2 separate regions of the Homo sapiens genome follow, and region 1 is linked to region 2. The links are chromatin contacts, found by Hi-C in ENCODE. All regions are on one chromosome and are shown on one strand. Each heading gives the region's core, a stretch centred on a gene start or an enhancer-like site at or near the end of the contact. The rest is flanking DNA. Distances are from core to core; before and after follow the strand shown. Region 1 holds the start of SCOC-AS1 (SCOC antisense RNA 1). Region 2 holds the start of MMAA (metabolism of cobalamin associated A).

The links. Hi-C counts contacts between places; a loop is a spot of excess contacts on that map. Pooled maps may share reads with other maps.
Region 1: a loop to region 2 is called in a map of CD4-positive, alpha-beta memory T cell, with 13 times the contacts of the local background. The contact joins the promoter of SCOC-AS1 here to the promoter of MMAA in region 2. A Hi-C loop is called at or near these places in 3 of 168 maps with a recorded cell type or tissue (CD4-positive, alpha-beta memory T cell and naive thymus-derived CD4-positive, alpha-beta T cell) and 8 of 50 pooled maps.

Annotation. Positions count from the first base shown.
Region 1 is chr4:140,372,057-140,374,756 of GRCh38, forward strand. SCOC-AS1 (SCOC antisense RNA 1) reads right to left here and starts at 1,336. Exons shown (of 5, transcript NR_033939.1): 1 at 1,207-1,336. It overlaps SCOC (short coiled-coil protein), which reads left to right and starts at 1,590. Exons shown (of 4, transcript NM_001153484.2): 1 at 1,590-1,661. RefSeq lists enhancers at 1,273-1,774, 1,470-1,519 and a silencer at 1,680-1,879.
Region 2 is chr4:145,618,024-145,620,723 of GRCh38, forward strand. MMAA (metabolism of cobalamin associated A) reads left to right here and starts at 1,362. Exons shown (of 7, transcript NM_172250.3): 1 at 1,362-1,384. RefSeq lists silencers at 1,191-1,630, 1,661-1,730.

The DNA.
Region 1 (2,700 bases), core at 86-2,585, 5.2 Mb before region 2:
AGTAGTCAAACTGATAAACACAAAGTAAGATGATTACTGCCAGAGGATGAGGGGAATAGGAAATGGAGAGTTGCTCTTTAATAGGTATACAGTTTTAGTTTGGCAAGATGAAAAGAGAGATTGGTTCTGGAGATTGGTTGGAGAACAATGTGGAATGTATCTTATACTACTGAAGTTAAAAATGGTTAAGATGGTAAATTTTATTCTATGTATATTTCACTACAATTAAAAATATTTAAAAATACTGTTCTAGCAAAAACAAAAGGTTGCTTTTAATAGTTTCTCTTGATCTTTGGTGTCCTGCAATTTCACCGTTGCATAGAATTCTTATATTAATCCTGCTCAAGAATAAGTACTTCTTGAATCTGAAAATTCAAATATTCCACAATCTTGGAAAATTCTTAGTTATTACTCTTTGAATACTGCCTGCATCCATTCTCTCTAGTCTCTCTTTTTTGGCACTCCTATTAGATTTATGTTGGATTTTTTTTCATTTATTTAGCTCCTACATTGCATTCTAGTAAATTTCCTCAAACTGAATATTGCAGTCGCAGCCAAATGCATAGTTCTCAAAACACTGAATAGAAGATATTTTTATATAGCTCTTAAAATGATTAAGGCGATGTGTCAGCAAACTGTGCCAGAAGTAAAAAGTCAAGAAACAGGGAGACATAAGGCTTGTCTCTACAGCTTAGGAGGCTGTGCCAAAGCCAAAATAATAATGTATTGCTGTGGATGTCTACCTTGTACTCAACGAATATTAAAGCAGGATGCCGCTTTGTGTCAAGTACTAGATTACGATGAACGGTGTCACGAAGAACACTCCACTCTTGATACCGTATATGTGACCTTGAGCAAGAAATGTGTTCACGCTCAGGCTTCAGTTCCTTTCTGTGGGTTGCTGTGAGGCTCCACAGGGGTAAGGTAAGCACAAGTGCTATGCCTCAGTACCACTAGGGTATTTTCTCAATTCTAAAATATTAAATGGCCACGCACTACAGATTTAATAATAGTTTCGGAGGAGGGGCGTGAGGAGAGGAACATTCCACTAGCTCAACTATAAGCTTTCCGATTTCGGAAATAAGAAAAATATGAAAAAGTCTGCTTTTAGAATTAAGGAACGACGGTGTCGCGTTGACTTTCTCTGCTTGGTTCGCAAACGCTCTTTTCTCGAACTTGAATGACTTCTCTGTCGCTCATACCAACCTCTTTCCTGAATGACTTCTCTGTCGCTCATACCAGCCTCTTTCCTGATTTTCCACACTGGGATTCTCACTCCAATTCTCAGGTTTCCTGATAGACCTGATGAGCCGCTTCACCAGCGCCGCTTAGCTTCGCTTCTTTACTGTCATTGGCTGTCGCTGTTCCAGGTCCCGCCCACAGCGACCTCAATCCTGATTGGATGTCAGTGTCCTTTTGTTATGGCAAAGGTGGATCCCGGTGCTTTGAGATTGGACGACTGGGGTGAGGCGGGCAGCTAATGCGCAGGCGTGTATTCTCGAGTCAGGATTGGCGGGCGAGCGGCTGGGACGGGATGGGATTCTTCTCACGGCGCACGTTCTGTGGGCGGAGTGGGCGGAGCTGCCGGGGTCAGTTGGTCCAAGTGTCCCGGCCTGAGGTGTCGGCCGGATCCCTCCTTCTCCCGGCGCCTCAAGCGGAAGGTGAGGGCCGTCCCGGGCAGCGGAGGGCCTGGCCCCAGGCGACTAGAGCTGCATCCTCAGTACCTCCGAGGGCCTGGAGGGCGGGGCGGGCTGGACGCGGCCCTGCGCACCGGGGGCCCGGGAGGAGCGGTCTCGGGCCTGGGCATTTGGTGGGCGGCGGAGGCCTGGCTCCCGGCAGAACCCTTGCGCGACCTCTTTTTCTCCTGTTTTCGTTGTCAGGCCCAGGCGTTCTTTGGGAGAGGGACCTCTCGCGGTCCCTGACGCAGACATCGTGTAGCTTTCTCCCCGCAGCTCCTGGGTCGGGAGCCGCTTTGCAGCTCTCGGCTCTGGAATTGGACTGCGGGAGGGGCGTTTGGGTGGAATGGGACCTGGCACGCCTGGACCTTCCCGTGGCTGCTCTGCGAGAGCCTGAGAGATGGGAGGGGAGGCTGAGGTGGGGAGGGAGCCTAGAGAGCCGTAAAATAAGGATTGGACCATTTTTCCAGGCGGCGAAAGCGGCACCTGGGTTTGTTTCCTGATCGTCTTCTCCCCCAGAGTCCTGCTGAACAAGTTTTGGGAAGAAAGGTTTGGAAAGGAGAAAGAGGATACATTCCTGAAAGGCAGGGCTTCTGTTATACAGTGTGTCAACCTCACACTATTACGCAACAATAAGGACAGATGCCATTCCAGGTTGCCAACACGTTTTCTATGCCCGAGGACCCAAAGCTGTGCCCATGTATTCTGGTACCTCTATTCCTGATTAAAATCAGTGTAGCTAGCCATTCTCTGAGAGTATAGCTTCCATTTAAATCCTCATTTGGCCAAACAGTTCCTTGATCTTGTGGAATTTGAAACTGGATTTATTTAACCAGGACAAGTCAAAGCAGAACTTGAACAGATCTGAACAGACATTATATTGAAGTTCCGTAGCTTGAAGGGAATGGAGTTTATTTTCAGTTGCTTAGTAAAGATTCCAGAGGAGTTTGACATCAGTGGTAGCAAAATGTTTGGCAAACTTAAGATTAGGGCCATATTAAAGTTTTTTCCATTGCATAATGGA
Region 2 (2,700 bases), core at 112-2,611:
TGTTCAGATGAGCAACGCCAAGTTTAAAGAAAGGAAGTAAACCGTCTCAAGAACTGTCAATCTGTTTGTGTTCGATAGGCTGAGATTTGAAAGGTTTGATTCTGTGTTCTTTCTACTAGATCCTCGGCTTCATTTAGACTTGTGCTTAATTTTCTGTCATTGGCTATTGAGTCTACAATCAATCTTTGGAGTAAAAGTGGTAGTCTTTTGGTCCAAATAGTAATAATGAAAATGGTGAGACCAGTAATTCATTTTTTATTATTCTGTATTCAGTAAGAATCAACCTGTATCAAATAGCTGAAAAGGCCTGAAGCCTCCCAAATGCATATCATTACACAAATTCTGTGTGAGGACTGACATCTTGGTTTCATATACTAATTATACTGCATGGGCCCCATTTATAACCATATCTACTCGTCATTTGATCCTGGCTACTGCCGATGGATGCTATCTTCATCACATTATAGCAAACATTTGGGTGATTAAGTTTTTCTCAAAAATTCTAGATTAGCATACAACGGCTTTACTACTTATATGTCATCTAAGACGTTTTTTAAGAATTAGTTACTACTACGCCCAACGCAGTGAGGTAGCAAATATTATGCCTGTTTATTTTCATCTCCATTTCAGGCTTGCGCGCCTTTCCCCCCTCGGGACTTCCCGAGGACACCCCTGCAGCAGTGAGCCCGAGTCCTGGCTTTGGCTGCATGTTAAGAAATATTAATCAAAATGAATGCGTGCCCTTTAAGAGAAAAAAACTGTGGGTCCTTCAGCCTTTAAAAACCATGCCGTGGTTTAAAAACTTAAAACTATATTTCGGCAGAACGCTGAGCATTTCTTCAAATCACTCTGAGAAGCTTGAGTGTCTTTAATTTCACCGGTCTGTCAAACGTAACGCGTCTCTCCCTCACCCCACATTTTAAGTTTCCAAGGAGCGGAAGAAGGGCCTCCGGGGGTCCCGGCCGCCGCAGGCTGCTGGGGGTGAGGACACGACTCGGCCTCCGTCCGACTCGAGGGTGTCGCGAAGGCCAGGAGGGAACGAAAGTTACCCTCGAACTTCGGAGGCGAAAGATTTCATGTGGATCTTAAAAAGGGCAAAACCTACCCCAAAGGCCGTAAACCGCCCTCCCCTCCCCCGCCAGAGAACTTCCCGGCGCAGAGCTTCCGCAGCCTGCTGCAGGCCGGGAGACCTTCACGCTCACTCGCTCTCCGCCACACGCCGGAACTGCGCGGCCACGTCCACGGGGACCCTGGCCATGCCCCGCACCGCCACCCAGCCCCAGGCGATCCCCGGGCCCCACGCGCCTGCAGTCGGCGCTGCGCCTGCGTGGGAGGATCCGGCGGAAGGGGCGGGGTCAGGTGGCACTTCCGTGGCTTCGGGCGGGTGAGTATGGGGAGTGCGCGCGGCGTCCAGGAGTCGGGACTGGGCTCCCGCCTACGGCCGCCCTCCCGCCGGGGGGCCAGCGCGGTCCTCCGGGGCGCCCCCTGGAGGATTTGGGGTGGGGGAAGGAAAAGGAGAGTATTATCGAATATTCTCCTAATATTGATGTTCGGGGTGCGGATATGTGTGGACAGGCAGGAGTCGGCAAATGGGTTCAAATGGAAGCTTTAACAAAGAAAGGCCCTGTACGTAAACAGTGTTTTAAAATTCTCATCTTGGTTAGGTTTCTCAGGTTATCTCTGAGCCACAGCAAGGCAGCTTTGTTAAGGTGGCTCTTCCCTTGTCGCTGCCAAACCCGGTAAATGGTTAACCTGAGGCCGCGTCAGAGAAAGCCACTATGACTCCTACCAAAGAGTGAAATTGAAACTCTTTTCTGGGAAATCAAATCCAGGATATAAAAGTTGGATTCAAACTAAAAGTTACAAACAGTATCTAGGTTCCGTCACATGGCGTGCCGGGCAGGGTCTAAATCTCTTTCAGCAGAGGGCATGCTGTCTTCATATGTATTTCTCATTAGAAAATGAAAGACGACCTAAACCAAAATAATATAAAAATTTTTTATTATCTGTCTTAAGAGTTGTACCCTAATCCATATGTTTAGAAAACATAAACTAATAAAACTTTTCCAACTTGGTAGAAAGCCAAAAGTTTCCAGAAAAACTGTGTGGATTATTCAGCATTTTGCTGTTGTCTACAATGTTCAGAATATTCTTTTACAATAATTTTGCACTAAATACCGGTTTGTGTTCAGGGTAACAAGAGGTTTTTAAAAAGTCAAAGACAAGGACAGGTTTTTTAAGGGCTGTATTCTATTAGGAGAGACAAAACAAGCATGAAAAGTTACATATCCATAAGAAATGTAAATCACCATTTGAGATATTTGAAGATGTCAAAAGAAAACCTTTATTTAGAATGGAAAGAGCTGGTGAATGCTCGAAACATTTACCATTTAGCTGATTGTTGCCATGTGGGAATGGGGGTCTCTCAAACGCAGATCCGATTTTCTCCAACACAGGCCAAAGATCTGTATTTTTACGTATTTTTTCTTGATTTTTAATGTTACTTGCAACCAATTTAGTTAACACACACCTTCTGTGGGTGGGCCAGGTGCAACTAGTTTGTGACCTCTGCAGATTTTCACCTTAGTACAGTCCTACACTTACACAATGGTTCAGTTAAAGATTTTTTGACTTTACAGTGGGTTTATCCAGACACAGACCCGATTGTAAGATGAAGACTCTTTGTATTCAGAAATAATT